Linked DNA regions of Homo sapiens: region 1 is linked to region 2. Evidence: chromatin loops called from intact Hi-C (ENCODE). Cell type or tissue: heart right ventricle. All regions are shown on one strand.

The links. A loop is a pair of places that touch in the nucleus more often than their neighbours do. Peaks named below come from ENCODE experiments on the same cell type or tissue, not always from the same donor. Only the 100,000 strongest peaks of a DNase experiment are listed, where the experiment ranks them.
Region 1: it touches region 2 in a loop (2.5-fold over the local background); 3 of 110 quality-filtered maps call a loop at or near these places.

The regions. Positions count from the first base shown.
Region 1 is chr2:222,749,197-222,757,196 of GRCh38, reverse strand. It overlaps LOC105373903 (a long non-coding RNA gene), which reads right to left. Exons shown (of 4, transcript XR_001739904.2): 2 at 6,923-7,044. Among named protein-coding and RNA genes, the nearest start is that of MOGAT1, 82 kb to the right of the region's middle. In heart right ventricle, no CTCF peak of the experiment used is centred here; a DNase peak (open chromatin) is centred at 3,626; H3K27ac peaks cover 1,938 bases.
Region 2 is chr2:222,899,318-222,907,317 of GRCh38, reverse strand. ACSL3 (acyl-CoA synthetase long chain family member 3) reads right to left here. Exons shown (of 17, transcript NM_004457.5): 3 at 6,538-6,644. It also overlaps the pseudogene ATG12P2. Among named protein-coding and RNA genes, the nearest start is that of ACSL3-AS1, 16 kb to the left of the region's middle. RefSeq lists enhancers at 45-616, 617-1,189. In heart right ventricle, a CTCF peak has its summit at 3,492 (motif pointing right); no DNase peak of the experiment used is centred here; H3K27ac peaks cover 335 bases.

The sequences.
Region 1 (8,000 bases), 150 kb after region 2:
GGGCAGACATTCCAAGGAGGAGTAGTCATATGAAGAGAGGCACATCTGCAGGACAGGGTGTGACTTTATGGATGACTATGCCCCAGGACAGTACTGATAGGAAATACTAAAATATGCCAGTGGTTACCCCTTGGCTCTGGGATTAGTGGTGAATCAATTTCAGCTTCATCATTCCCTGTCTTTTCCAAAATTTAAACAAATAGACTTAAGTTATTAAGGAAAATTATTGCAGTTGTTCTTTTGGTTTTGTGTGTGAATGGAGCATTTGGGAATATGGCTAGGAAGTAAAGAGGTCAAGATGCTGAGGGTGAGAAATGATTCTGAAATAGAGACTCTGGTTAGGGCAGCCTCAGAGTTCCCTGAGTTGAGGAGACTGGCCTCTGTCTGAGAACAATGGTTCTTAACGCTGGCTTAGGTGCTTGAAAATACAAATGCCCAGGCCTCACCCAGCCCAATGAACAGAGACTCTGGAGTGGGATTCAGTCCTGGTAATTCCCCCAGGGTAGGCTCTTAAGCAAAGGGCAGGTACGGACAGACATGGACACCCAGGAATGTGTGTGCAATAGTGAGAGATGCTGGAGGCTGAAAGGGGAGGAATGAGGCCAGGAGGGAAAGGGGCAGTGCTCAGAAGAGCAGCAGCCAGTGACATTTTGGGGCTATAAGAGGTAGAAATATGCCAGATGAAGGAGAGGGGAAAGGACATTCCAGGCAGAGAAAACACTGCACAAAGGCATGGAGGTTTACAGGAAGCAGGAAGCAATGTTTTGACCAGAGCAAGGTGCAGAGAGGACAGGAGGAGACGAGTAGGGTGAGGTTGATGACAGTGGGTTTAGTTTATTTTTAAAAAAATCTTTGCAGCTGGGTGTGATGGCTCATGCCTTTAGTCCCAGCTACTCAGAAGGCTAAGGCAGAAGAATTTCACTTGAGCCCAGGAGTTCAAGTCTGCAGTGAGCTATGATCACACCACTGCACTCCAGCCTGGGAGACAGAGTGAGACCTCATCTCAAAAAAAAAAAAAAAAAAAAAAAAAGAAGAAAGAAAGAAAAAAATCTTTGCTATTAAATCCTTAGCTTCTCAAGATAGATTTTCTTTTTTGCCACTCATCAGTTATGTGCATGGCTATTGAGTTATTACTGATTTTCAAATTATTTCATCTTTCAAGTTTCAGTTTTATGGATACTGCAGTTAGTTCTCATTGGCCAATGCTTATAGTCTATAATTTGCTTAATAGAGATAGGCTGTCACTCTGTTGCCCAGGCTGGAGTGCAATGGAGCGATCTTGGCTTACTGCAGCCTGGAACTACTGGCTCAAGTCATCCTCCCGCGTCAGCCTCTCAAGTAGTCAGGACTACAGGTGTGTGCCACCACACCTAGCTGATTTTTAATTTTTTTGTAGAGACAGGGTCTTGCTATGTTGCCCAGGCTGGTCTCAAATTCTTGGCCTCAAGTGATCCTCCCACTTTGGCCTCCCAAAGTGCTGGGATTACAGACTTGAGCCACTGGGTTTTGCCCATAATGTTAGTATTTAAAACAACAGAGTCTATTGGTCTAGAGCAGGGGTTTTCAGCCTCAGTATGGCCGGCTTTTTATGCTGCGTAATTCTTTTATGGTGGGGGACTGTCTTGTGTATTGCAGGATATTGAGCAGCATCACTGGCCTCTACCTACTAGATGCCAGTAACATCTACCCTCCACCCTCTTTCATGCCCATTCCCAGTTGTGATGATCAAAGGTCTCCAGTCAAGTGTCACTTGGGGACAAAATCGTGCCCCATCTTCAACTGAGAACTACTTGTCCAGAGATCTAGAGTCTAAATCTAGACTGATTCTTCTCAAATGTGCGTGCATATGAATTCCCTTGGGGATCTTGTTAAAGCGCATGTTCTGGCTCAGTAGGCCAGGAGCGTGGTCTCAGAAATTTTGTCTGTGTAAAAGGCTTCAAGGTGATGCTGATGCTGCTGCTCTAGGAAGAACACTTTTGAGTAACCAGGCTCTAAACCCCACATATATTCACCCCATTGAATGGGATGGGGGTCATGTTTATTGTAGCTTTCCATTAATACATTTGAGAATTGGCTGTGGCCTCTGAGTATTCCTAGGGTCCCTTTATGCCATTTTATAGAATTCATGAATATGAGGGCCCACAAATACACTGAAGGCCATCATTGTGTAGCCTGCAGCCCTGGTTAATTTATGTATGTAATATTATTCACCTGGAAAGCTTTCTTTAATTGCCACATTGTTAATTCATCCAACTGCAAGAAGAGCAATTATAATTTGATTTTCACTGGCAGCAAATGTTTCCATTTAGTCACATGGCACTTTCTTATTCCAATCACACTCCATTGTCTAATCAAAGTCCATTTTTGGATCATGATAAAATGTTGTCCCTTTAAATAGCCTAGGAGTTTTTCAGCTGAAGTAAATTCAAATTGTCCACCCAGATGAGCCTCACATGATGGAACAGATGTGATTTGGAAGAGTTGAGCTGGAAAATATGTTTCCCAAAATTAAATAATATTTTCTCCAACTTACATAATAGGAAGTATACTTCCCTTGAAATTATACCCTTAGAAGACAACCATCTAGGAGAATGTCACTATTAAAAATCCATTCAACATTCTTTTATTTCACAAATATTTACTGACCACTACAACAGGCCAGGGACAATTGCAGGAGCTGGCAAGAGAACTGTGACCCTGGCCAACAAGATGTGGTCTAATGGGGAAAGCAGACAACACATGGGATGATGTTGGACAGAGATAAGTGCCCAAAAGAAAAACAGTGATGCTCTGATATGGGAGGTGGTATGGGTGGTCAGGGCACCCTCTCTCAAGAAATGTTGCATGGAAGCCGAGATGCTAATGAGAAGGAGATGCCTCTGCAAAGATCTGAAATAAGGACATATCTGAGGAAGGCAAAGTGATGTCATGTATGAATAGTGAACTGAGGCCAGGCGCAGTGGCTCACGCCTGTAATCCCAGTGCTTTGGGAGGCCAAGGCAGGTGGGTCTCCTGAGGTCAGGAGTTCGAGACCAGCCTGGCCAACATGGTGAAACCCTGTATCTATTAAAAATACAAAAATCAGCTGCGCATGGTGGCAGGTGCCTGTAATCTCAGCTACATGGGAGACTGACGCAGGAGAATCGTTTGAACCTGGGAGGTGGAGGTTGCAGTGAGCCGAGACTACGCCATTGCACTCCAGCCTGGGCGACAAAAGCTAAACTCTGTCTCAAATTAAAAAAATAGTGAACTGAGAAAGCAGAGAAAGGAAAGGACAAAATTGAGAGTCAGAAAAGAAAAGGTTTGTCCCCGCTCAGACACTTACTAGCTCTAGGAACTTGAGCAAAATTCTCTCATCTTCTTTAGGTCCCAGTATCTGCAGAAACAAGGGGAGTGACCTAGATCAGTGGTTCTCAAACTTGGCTGCAATTTGGAATCACCTGGGAAACTTTCCAACCACTGATGACTTCACTGGTCTGGAGGACGGTTTTGGGCATGGGGATTTTAACACTCTCCAGGTGATTCTAATGTACTTAGCAGTTTGAGAGCCCTGAACTAATTATCTGTGAAGCTGTGTCCCAACTCTACCACTTAGAGATATCGGCTACCCCTGTAGTGGAGTTCAGTGACCTCAACTGGCCCAGCCTCCCTGGGCCTCTGTATCTGCAGCTGCTGAATGTGGGGAGTTGACCTGGATTTGTCTCTCCACTTTCATTTTATTATTATTCTATGGCATGATTAGATTGTTTGCTTATTTAACAACAGGGCTGAAATCCCATCTTGGGCCAGCTGTCTTTTTCCCAGCTGGAAGAGGTAATGTGATATTCCCTGCAGGGCTTCTTTCTGTCTCTCAGCCTCTCCAAAGCAAATGTACTTTTCCATCTCTTTCAACTGTAGTATAAAAAGAGAGGACTATGGTCACACAGTCATAGGCATTTCCTTTATAAATGAAGGCAAGCAATGAAATAGCTCTTGGCCTGCCACCCAGGTAAACTCAAGACAAATTTAGAAACATCGAACTTGCACTATCCTTTGACAAAACAGAGTGAGAATATGTTTTGTTTTGTTCTTTGACTATTGCGCACCCACTCCTTTCTTACATTCCTTAAGATACAATCCAAAAAGACAGGTAGTGTTTTCAAAGGCCAAAGCTCGCTAAAGAGCTTAACTCTATTAATGACAGAGGGCACTAAATTCCAGCTCAAGCGGATTAGCCTAGTTAAGTCCTCAGCATTAGGGTCTCGTCTAACACCAGGCCTGCTAAGAAGCTGTCAGCCCTCCTTCTCGCAAATCCTCCCTAAACTCCCAATAATAGCAACTTAATCTATGAAGAAAGCAACAAAGGAGAAGCTCTAAGTACAGCCTGTGCCTTAGAGAAGAGCTATCCTTTGGAATAGAATGTGAGCAGCATGGATTATTTTAAACTTTCTAGTCATTCTATCAAACAAGGAAAAAGGAACAGATGAAATGAATTTGAATTCTTGTTTTATTTTGCCTCATAGAACCATAGTATTATCATTTCAACACATAATCGATATACAAACTTTATGAATGAGATATTTTACGTTCTCTTTTTCTTAGCAAGTTTTTGAAATCCTGTGAGCATTTTACAGCATATCTCAATTCGAGCTACATGCATTTCCAGGGCTCAATAGACCACATGTGGCTTGTGGCTACTGTCTCGACAGAACCTCAGAGGATCCTGTTTACTTTTGCAGTACGGCAGCAGGGGGAGAAACAGGGTTGGCTGCAGGGTAGGGAGATGGAGCCCACTAAACATTTCTTTAAACAAATATAAAACATATTATTCTACATAGGAAAACATGTTAACAAATTTATTTCTTTGTTAAAGAGATCTCGTAGTGAGCTGAAATGAGAAAAGGCTGCCTTTGTCCATCTGGGCTGCTGTCATAAAATACCATAAACTGGGTACCTTTTAAATAACAGAAATTTCTTTCTCACGGTTCTGGAGGTTGAGAAGTCCAAGACCAAAGTGGAGCAGATTCAGTGTCTGGTGAGGGCCTACTTTCAGGCTCGGGGTGGCACCTTCTAGCTGTGTCCTCACATGGTGAAACGTTAAGGGAGCCCACTGAGGCCTCTTTTATAAGGACCCTAATCTCATTAATGAGGACTCTGCCTTCATGCCCTAATCACTTCCCGAAGGCCCCACCACCTAATACTGTCACCCTGGGAATTAGGTTTCAACATAGGAATTTTGCGGGGACCACAAATACTCAGACCCAGACCACGGCGAAGGCTTTGGAGCCAAATAGATCTGGATTTAAATTCTGCCTAAGTCAAAGTCATACCATTTTTAGGCAAACCTAAAAAAGTAAAAACCTTTCTGAGTTTCTGAGCCTCACTTTCCTCAACTGTTAAATGGGTAAAATTCCTCCTCATCAGACTCATCATGACCAGCCACCTTGGCCATACAATTAACCCAAATTAATAACCCACAGTGCAAGGCATGTATAAGAGAATAGACTGTTAAAGCAAACTAAATACGACCTGAGAAGGACTCTGTACTTCCATATTTGAGTCCTTGTAGATGAACTGCAACCTAATGTAATAAGTAGACAAGACTGAAAATCTAACTTAGGAGTATTTGCCTGTAACAATCATTGAGTCTTGACCAATCACAGCAGCCGTGCTCCAACCACTCACACACTGCCTAGTGTTCAAACTGTATTCAAATAAGTCAAACACCTTATTGAGCTGTACTCAATCCCGTTGTTTCTGAACCTCACTTCCGATTTTGCTATGTCACTTCCCTTTTTTTGTCTATAAATCTTCTTCCACCACGTGGCTGTGCTGGAGCCTATCTGAATCTGCTGTGATTCTGGGGGCTGCCTGTTTCGTGAGGTCATTGCTCAGTTAAACGCCTTTAAATTTAATTCTGCTGAAGTTTTTCTTTTAACAAGACAAAGCTAAACCTTAACTGGGCCGTAAATTGCCAAGTTTAGGTGCTATGTCAGTATTGGGGGCTGATTAAAATTAACTTAGTATTTGGCTGGGCACAGTGGCTCACACCTGTAATCCCAGCACTTTGGGAGGCTGAGGCAGGCAGATCACCTGAGGTCAGGAGGTCGAGACCAGTCTGGCCAACATGGTGAAACCCCGTCTCTACTAAAAATACAAAAATTAGCAGGGCATGGTGGCACATGCCTGTAATCCCAGCTACTCGGGAGGCTGAGGCAGGGTAATCGCTTGAACCCAGGAGGTGGAGGTTGTAGTGAGCTGAGATCGTGCCACTGCACTCCAGCCTGGGCAACAGGAGTGAAAGTCTGTCTCAAAATAAAGAAAAAAAAAAAGAAGGAAGAAAACATCCAGCAGAGTGCTGATCACAGTGGCTGGTTGCTGAAGAAATGTGGGCACGCTCTTTGACATATGCATCCCACAGTGCCTTGCATACAGCGGGTAACCAGTAAATTATGAGTTCACTACAAAATTACGGCATTAACAAAAGCAGCAGCTGTGGACCTGATTCTTATCAAAGGAAAGCTCAAGAGCCTTAAGCCATACATATTGAAAGAAACCCAAATGCTATTATTTTATCTGTATTTTCCTCTAACTTCTCTGGCTTTTACAAAGGAACTGCTATTTGCAGCAATTTACCATATCAGCTATTAACATGGCTCCAGAATATAGTTTTAGCTTTAATTTTTCTTATAGGTGACTTTTTTTTTTAACTAAAACGGAAGACTGTGATATGCTCCAATTTTTTGATGAAAATCAACCTTCCTCCATTCTCTGCTTCATAAAACTCCCTGATAATGGTGGCTCATGCCTGTAATCCCAACACTTTGAGAGGCCAAGGCAGGAGGATCGCTTGAAGCCAGGAGTTTGAGACCAGCCTGGGCAACATAGTAAAACCCTTTCTCTACAAAAAATAAAATAAACAGCTAGGTGTAGATGTATGTACCTGTAGTCCCAGCTACTCAAGAGGCTGAGGTGGGAAGGTGGCCTGAATCCACGAATTGCAGGCTGCGGTGAACTACGGTGGTACCACTGTACTCCCTTCAGCCTGGGCCAAAGAGCAACACCCTGTCTCAAAAAAAAAAAAGCTTAAATTTTATTTTAAAAAAATAAAAGAAGGTTATTAAAGGGCTTTCAGTGCAATTTTTATCACAATTCCAATGACATTTTTCACATAAGTAGAAAAAACAATTCTAAAATTAACATGGAAACAAAAAAGACCCTGAATAGCCAAAACAATTTTGAGAAAGAACAAAGCTGGAGACAGTTGCTGATTTCAAACTATGTTACAAAGCTATAGTAGTGAAAACAGGATAGTACGTGCATAAAACTGAACACATAGACCAATGGAACAGAATAATATGCCCATAAATAAACCCATGCAAATAAATAGTCAACTAATTTTTGACAAAAGCACCAAGAACATGCAATGGGGAAAGGAAACTCTCTTTAACAAATGATGTTGGGAAAATTGAATATCTACATGCAAAATAATAAAAGTGGATCCTTGTTTTATAACATATTCAAAAATTAACTTGAAATAAATTTAAGAATTACATATAAGATCTAAGACCATAAAATTCCTAACAGAAAACATGGCCAAAAAGCTCTTTGTATTGGAAGCAATGATTTTTTTTTTTTTTTTTTTTTTTTTTTTTTTTTTTTGGCCATGACACCAAGAGCACAAGCAACAAAAGCAAAAATAAACAAGTGGGACTACATCAAACTAAAAAGCTTCTGCACAACAATCAAAAAAAGGAAGAGGCAGCTAACAATAGAATGGGAGAAAATATTTGAAAACCATATATCCAATAAGGAGTCAATATCCAAAAAATATAAAGAACTCACACAACTCAATAGCAAATAAATGAATAAATAAATAATCTGATTAAAAAATGTGCAAAGGTCCTGAATGGACATTTTCCAAAGAAGACTTACAGTCAATGGATATATGAAAAATGCTCAACATGACTAATCGTTGGAAACATGCAAATCAAAACCACAGTGAGATATAATATCACACC
Region 2 (8,000 bases):
TAGATAGATGAGAGAACTGAAGAATCCTTTCTCTTTCATCCAGTCCCCATTCTTAGGGCAGAAGCTCTACCCCAGATGCATCAGGCCAAGGACACCAAGCACAGATCATCTTTGCCTCACCTCTTGTAAAGCAGAGGTTCCATGCAGGCCAAGAAGCTCCAAACAGAGAAGACTGATGGGTACATTGATGGCCTAGTAGACCACTCACAGAACAGATATAACTATAAGAAAATCAAGCTGCTGTCCCCAGCCCCAGCTCCAGAACAATGGCACAAAGGTTCTGCACAGGCTGGAGAAGCAGGCTGTAAGAACACAGAGCCCCTTAGCAATTTCTAAGACCGACTATATTTAGAACAAAGAATGGAAAAGTTCATGCCTAATGGCACTGTCAAAAACAACACAGACATTGGTGGTAAGCAATTATGATGAGGCTGCCCAGTACTTTGGGAGGCCAGGGAGGACAGAACACAAAATCAGGAGATCGAGACCATCCTGGCCAACACAGTGAAACCCCGTCTCTACTAAAAATACAAAAATTAGCTGGGCGTGATGGTACACGCCTGTAGTCCCAGCTACTCGGGAGGCTGAGGCAGGAGAATCGCTTGAACCTGGGAGGCGGAGATTGCAGTGAGCAGAGATAGCGCCACTGCACTCCAGCCCAGCAACAGAGCAAGATTCCATCTAAAAAAAAAAAAAAAATGAGGCTGGTAGTTCTGTGACAGCAGCAAGTGAAAGACTAACCAACTACTGTAGAAGTTTCACAGAGAACCAGGGAAAGAGATACCTAAGAATCCTCCTTTTTGACATGACAAGCCTCAAAGACTGCCATCAAACACAACCCCTATACAAAGGGCATCTTAATTTAACTGGATCACAAGTGGGGAAATTTATGGCCCAAAGCTTTGTCCAAAACAATAAAGCAATCAGTTAGCAATTAGTGAAGAATAGTTGCTGGGTGGTGATACCAATGAAAGCAGAAGCTTAACAAGGAGATCTGAGAGTTAAAGAAAGCCCTGCTGAAAATCGGCTATCATCTCTCAAGAAGGGCAGTCCAGGGTGACTATGTGCGTGCCCAAGTGTACCCTCTTGAGGAGAAACATCTGAGGGTACACTGTGCAGAATAAACAAACCTCAGTGTAATAGCTCAGCCAAGTCAGTTAACAAATAAGGAAACAACACAACAAGCAGCAGCCCTGGAAGAGGGGAGGGAAAATCAGTATTCCGAGTTGCTACAAAATACTATCTAAAATGCCCAGTTTACAACACAAAATCATGAGGCATGCAAATAAACAGAAAAGTATGACACACAGAAAGAAGGGAAAAGCAGGCAGCAGAAATTGTCCTTGAAGGCCCAGATGTCAGACTTAGTAGACAAGACAGCAAAGCAGCTATTATAAATATGTTCAAAGAACTAAAAGACTGAATTCTAGCACTCTGGAAAAAAAAAAAAAGAACTAAAGGAAATCATGCTTAAAATACCAAAAATCCAAATCGATTTTACAAGTTAAGGAACACCTCCAAATTTGCTCATGCACAGCTGATGAGAAGTCAGGACTCCCAACTGAGCCTCAGGCTCTGTTCACCATTCCAGGCTATTTTCTTTGACAATGTATTGTGTAGTAATCCAAAGACTGGTCGAGGGAATTTGGTTTTTGCCATAAAGGTCATGGGGAGACATTAAAGCTTTCTGTACAGGAAAATGGCAAAATGAAAACAAACGGTCTTGCTACACCTAGAACATCAGAGTTGCAAAGAATAAACATACCCTAATAACCCAGAAGAAAGATGTTATCCAACTAAGTTCTCTCACTAAAATTTAATTTTGCATGTTTGTTTTTGAATTAAAAATAATATCATGGCCAGACATGGTGGCTCATGCCTGTAATCCCAGCACTTTGGGAGGCCAAGGCAGGCGGATTGCTTGAGCCCAGCAGTTCAAGACCAGCCGGGGCAATATAGTAAAACCTCATCTCTACAAAAAAGAGAAAAATTAGCAGGGTGTGGTGGTGCACACTTGTAGTCCCTGCTACTCGGGAGACTGAGATGGGAGGATCACCTCAGCCTAGGGAGATCGAGGCTGCAATGAGCTGTGATCCTGCCACTGCACTCCAGCTTGGGCAACAAAGCAAGACCCTGTCTCAAAAAACATATATAAAAAAATTAGCCAGATGCAGTGGCTTATCATGAGGCTGAGGCAGGCCTGTTTGAGCTCTTACCACCCCTGAACAATCCTTTTCAAAATCTCACCTGGGACCTAACAAGATGGCAGAAGCTGAAGACAATGTCACAGCTACCTCCCTTAACTGCTGCTGGCAGCAAAGGACTTACTCTAGAGGTCTCCCCAAAGCAAGCACCTCAGACCCCCCTTATTCCACTGTAGTTTCCTGGGACACAGGATCCTGCTGGCAACATCAAGAAAATTCTGACATCCTACTAAAGGCTGTGGGACATGTTCCTATTATGAAAACAAAGAAGCAGGCAGTAGAGTGAACTCGAACCATCCAAAGACTCCTTGACTTCATCAAAAAAGTTCCTTAAACTTGCAACCTCAGTTGTTTATTTATGTGAGTCAGGCTTTTGCTCTTTCCCTGGACCAGGAATTTGGAACCTTCTATGAGTGTTTCAGCAGTGATGGTAAACTAGTTCTACATTACTGCAAATCTCAGGCATGGGAATGAACCACAGAAAAAAACAACTTGCTACTTAAAATGAATTTTCACAGAGGAAATAGTTCTGAAAAGTTTTGATGCTTTGTAGCAAGAGCCTTAACAGATATGACCTATTCAGTATGTGTCCACTATGACCTATGCTAATGCCTAAGAAAACATCCACAGCATGAATGGACTCACAAAAACGTGATTTGTATTAATATACAAATCATCATAAAAGACTGACATCAGAGCAGACCCACCGTTCCTATACATTACTATTCTCATTGCCACAGATCTGCCTCCAAGGTTGAAATGGAGACTAAGACCATATAAACTTCACTACCAGTTCTCAAAATGACCATAATTGTTTTTTGTTTTGTTTTGTTTTGTTTTTTGAGATGGAGTTTCGCTCTTGTTGCCCAGGCTGGAGTGCAATGGTGCGATCTCGGCTCACTGCAACCTCCGCCTCCCAGGTTCAAGCAATTCTCCTGCCTCAGACTCCCGAGTAGCTGGGATTACAGGCATGCACCATCACGCCCGGCTAATTTTGTATTTTTAGTAGAGACGGGGTTTCTCCATGTTGAGGCTGGTCTCGAACTCCTGACCTCAGGTGATCCGCCCGCCTCGGCCTCCCAAAGTACTGGGATTACAGGCGTGAGCCACCGCGCCCAGCCGACCATAATTGTTTTAATGGTAAAAGTTTATTAAAGGGCTTTTTTTTTTTAACTATTCAGGGAACTTCAGTTTGTTTGGGATATGGGATGTTTACATTTATACCCACTGTGTTACCTTCTTGTAAAATAGTCATATTGACCTGCTCACTGAATACCTTAAATAGTCCAGTAGAGGGCAGCCCTGCTGGCAAAAAGGGTTTTACATCTTTACCACACAGTAACAGGAGAAAAGACTGTTTTGTTAATTTTTAGCTAATATCTAGTCAGGAGAGCAAGCATGTTGGGCAAACTGGAAGACTATTTCAGAGAATATACATAGTTTAAATTTATTCCATTGGGATACAGAAAAAAATTTTATAAATTCTGGACAAATGACTCATATAACTCTTTTCAATCCTATCATTTAATATTTCTTGAGTTCCAATCATATAACTATGGTGTTACTCTGTCATTTATTTATATAGTATCAAAAGAACTAAATAATCCCAGCAACATCTTTGAGTGTTTCACAATGCACTTTCCAACTTGAAAGCAATCAATAATTGAAAAACAGGCCAGCATGGTGGCTCACAACTGTAATCCCAGGACTTTGGGAGGCCAGGACAAATGGATCACTTGAGCTCAGAAGTTTGAGACCAGCCTGGGAAACATGACGAAGCCCTGTCTCTACAAAAACTACAAAAGTTAGCCAGGTATGGTGGCACACACTTGTAGTACCAGCTACTCAAGAGGCGGAATCAAGTGGGAGGATGACTTGAGACCAGGAGATGAAAAGTGCGATAAGTTAAGATCATGCCACTGCACTCCGGCCTGGGCCACGAAGCCAGACCTCATCTCAAAAAAAAAAAGAAAATCAACCTTCAATTTTACGTCTATTTCATGACATGACTAACAGTACCATTTTTACTGATGCTACTAGGCTGTAATTTCCTAAGGTGTGATTTGACTTTTTTTTCTTCCTTCTATTTGTAGTACCATATTGATAGAGGCTGGAGGCAGACAAATACCTAGGCAGATAGGGTAGAGTCCCCGGTGAAACCTCACCTTCAAGCCTAAAGCAACCTGAAGGCTGAAAGACTGGACTGCTGGTCCAGGTTGAAACCCGTGACCCAGAGGGAGAAAGTCTGTCCCAGTTTGCCCACCGTTTCCTGACTGATTCTTTCTGAATAATGCCCTAGGGTGGAGCCACCAGGAATTTGTGCCTCATGCAGAGGAGAAGTCTGCACTCTTCAGCTCCTGTGTGGTGGCCCTGGTATTCAATTTGTGAGGTAGAAACCTGCCTGCAGGACCCCTCTCTTTGCTGAGCTTTCCTTTTGCTTAATAAATTCCGCCCTCCTCATCCTTCAATGTGTCCACATGCCTAATTTTTTTCTGGTCATGAGACAAGAACCTGGATTTAGCTGAACTAAGGAGCAAGAATCCTGCATCAATATCTTTTTTAAAGCATTATAATAAATTGAATGGCATGTACAAACAAGATCTAAGGTATGTACTAGAATTCCAAGTATTTATTTTCAAAGGTAATGGTGTGAATGGTATGATTTTATTGAAGGATTTGAATTATATTTTAATCCCTTAAAGCCCAGAATGCAATTTATGGCTACAGGGATCTGCCATACATTAGCCTCAGGGGACGCTAAGTAACAACTAAATTTATAGTGATGAAATCACTGTCTAGTTCTCATTTTCTACCCAAACCTATGAATTTTTGAGTCCCCTTACATCAATGTCTTTATGTAATTAATATAGCTAATAGCACTAGAATAATACTGACAAGTTGAATTACATAACATTATCTTACAAGATTATAAAAATTTGCAATTATGTTGAAAGCTGGAAAGTGTATCAAGTTAAATAAGTTGGATATGAAAAAAGACTTATCTAATTTTGTCCACTTAGTTTACTTAAGTGAATATATTTACACGCATGTATTTAACAAGTAACAAAAATATGTTAAATTTGGGTATTGTGTTTACCACTGAGGTTTCAGATGATAGAATATTTGCTACCTCAACAATATTTGAGTTCTTTTTTTTTTTTTTTTTTTTTGAGACCGAGTCTCACTCTGTCACCCAGGCTGGAGTGCAGTGGCGCGATCTCGGCTCACTACAACCTTCGCCTCCGGGTTCAAGTGATTCTCCTGCCTCAGCCTCCCGAGTAGCTGAGACTACAGGCGTGCTCAATCACGCCCAGCTAATTTTTGTATTTTTAGTAAAGATGGGGTTTCACCATGTTGGCCAGGATGGTCTCGATCTCTTGACCTTGTGATCCGCCCACCTTGGCCTCCCAAAGTGCTGGGATTACAGGCGTGGGCCACCATGCCCAGCCTTTTCTTTTGGACCTAAATAACTAGTTCATTAAATCTAAGGTTAGCTTAAAAAAGATCTCAGCTGTATAAAAGCTGGCTTTTAGACAGAAATAAGTAAGCTGATTTTAAAATTCACATGGATATTAAAAGCACCCAGAACAGCCAAACAATCTTGAAAAAGAACAAACTTGGATGACTTATATGTCTTAATTTTAAAATTTACTATAAAGGAAAAGTAATTAAGATGGTGTGGTACTGGCAAAAGGACAGACAGATAGATCAATGGAGTCAATTTAAGAATCCAGAAATAAATCCTTATATTATGGACAACTGAATTTCAATGGGGTGGTGAGAAAATTTAATGGGGAAAGAACAGTCTTTTCAACAAATGGTACTGAAATAACTAACAAGCAAAAGTTGTAACCCTTCCTTACACCATACAAAAAGTTAACTCAAATTGATCATATAACCTAAAGGTAAGTATTAATCAAGTGTTAATGGTGCTTCAGGAAGAGTACAGTAAAAGGTAGAGACTAGTTCTGGCATTTTCTGAGAAATCTTCTTGGATCAAATGGCAATTTTTTGTGATCTTAAAAGGCTGAGGACAAGTGAAGATGGTGTAGGGGAGTGGGAGTAGGGATGGAGCTTTAGAAGTTATGGCACCACACAGATTGACCAAGCACCAAAAAGTTTGTCTTTTGTTCAAGCAACAAAAAATAAACCAGAAGAGCAGGGCTGGGAGGAGACGAAGTTGAACTGTTGTGCCCTTTGAAAAGAACTTAGTTTGCATTCTAATGTACACAAATGCAGGTTTAGAAAATAACTATCTGTAGAAGACAATGTGAAGGCAGCAGAAACAAAAGGCAAAGAAATTAGATAAAAATCAGTGAAAGTAATTCTTTACCTTCCTCGATCAAGAGGCTAAGGTGGTGTGACACAGGACCAGCAGCTTCTGAGGGTGGCAAATGTTACAGCTGTTTCCCCAGTCCTTCCCAACAACGAATTCTGTATCTGAATACAATATAGAATTAAGTCATGAATTAGAGCTGTAACAATACAAGGAGAGAAAATGATCTTGGTGCCTTCCACCAAGACAGAAATACAAGAAGTAAAATAGGTGGTCAGTGGTTGCATGGTTGGTAGAAAGAAAATAAATACAGTCTTGAAAATACGGGTTTAAGATTCCTGTGAGTCATCCAAATATACACAAACTGTGAAACTTCAGAGAGGCCAGAGCTAGAGGCACACATTTTGGAGCCATAAAGAGAAGGATGAGAATGCCCAAACAGAACACATAGGAAATCTACAAGATCAAGCTCAAGGACAGAAAACTTTGAAAAGAAACCAATCCATGGGGCCGAGAAGGAGAAAGTACCACTGAGGAAACCAATAAGAAAATGGAGAGGACAGTGTTGCAAAAGCCAAGGGAGGGGAGAGCCACAGAGCAAGTATTCAAGGGCGTCAAATGCAGCCTAGTGATACCAGCCACATTCAATTAAGCCATTTAATTTTTCTAAAATGTTCTAGATAAATTAAGTAAAGTAACAAATTTGGACAACCGCATCTTATTTGCTAGGTGGCTCTAAAAAATCTTTAGAACTAGTCATAGATACTTTATGTTGCTACACCTTAGAATGAGTATTACTGTCAGAGGCGTTTGAACCAGAGCGACTCCGTCTTTGGTGAGGGCTAGGAAAATGAGGCTGGGACTTGCTGGGCTGCATTCCCAGAAAATTAGGCATTCCGAGCCTCCGGGTGTTTCCAGTTAAGGGAACAAATTAATAATGTTTAAAAAACAGATCCAGACTTGGGAGTGTCCAGATATCCCGATATCTGGAGAACAAAGGCATTCCTAATTTTGCTTTAAAGATAACATTGATTTTTGCAATGTTATCTTAATATAGTAATTAAGAAAATTATTCCTTTATCACAAACCCTGTAGCAGAGCACATCTTCCCATGTATACCAGCACTGTACCCAGGGTGGGCGCGTTCCTCCTCTTACTTTCAGGAGCATCCTACTCTGTCTATGGAGTAGCTATTCTTGCGCCACTTTATGTTCTTAATAAACTTGCCTCTATTTTGCACTATGGACTCGCCCTGAATTCTTTCTTGCGCAAGATCCGAGAACCTTCCCTTCAGGTTTAGATCAGGACCCCTGTCCTGTAACATTATCTTTCTCTTTTTATTTATTTATTTTTTTATTCTTTTTTGAGAGAGAGTCCCGTCCGTTGCCTGGCTGGAGAGCAGTGATGCGATCTCGGCTCACTGCAAGCTCTGCCTCCCAGGTTCAAGCGATTCTCCTGCCTCAGCCTCCTGAGTAGCTGGGACGACAGTCGCCTGCCACCACGCCCAGCTAATTTTTGTA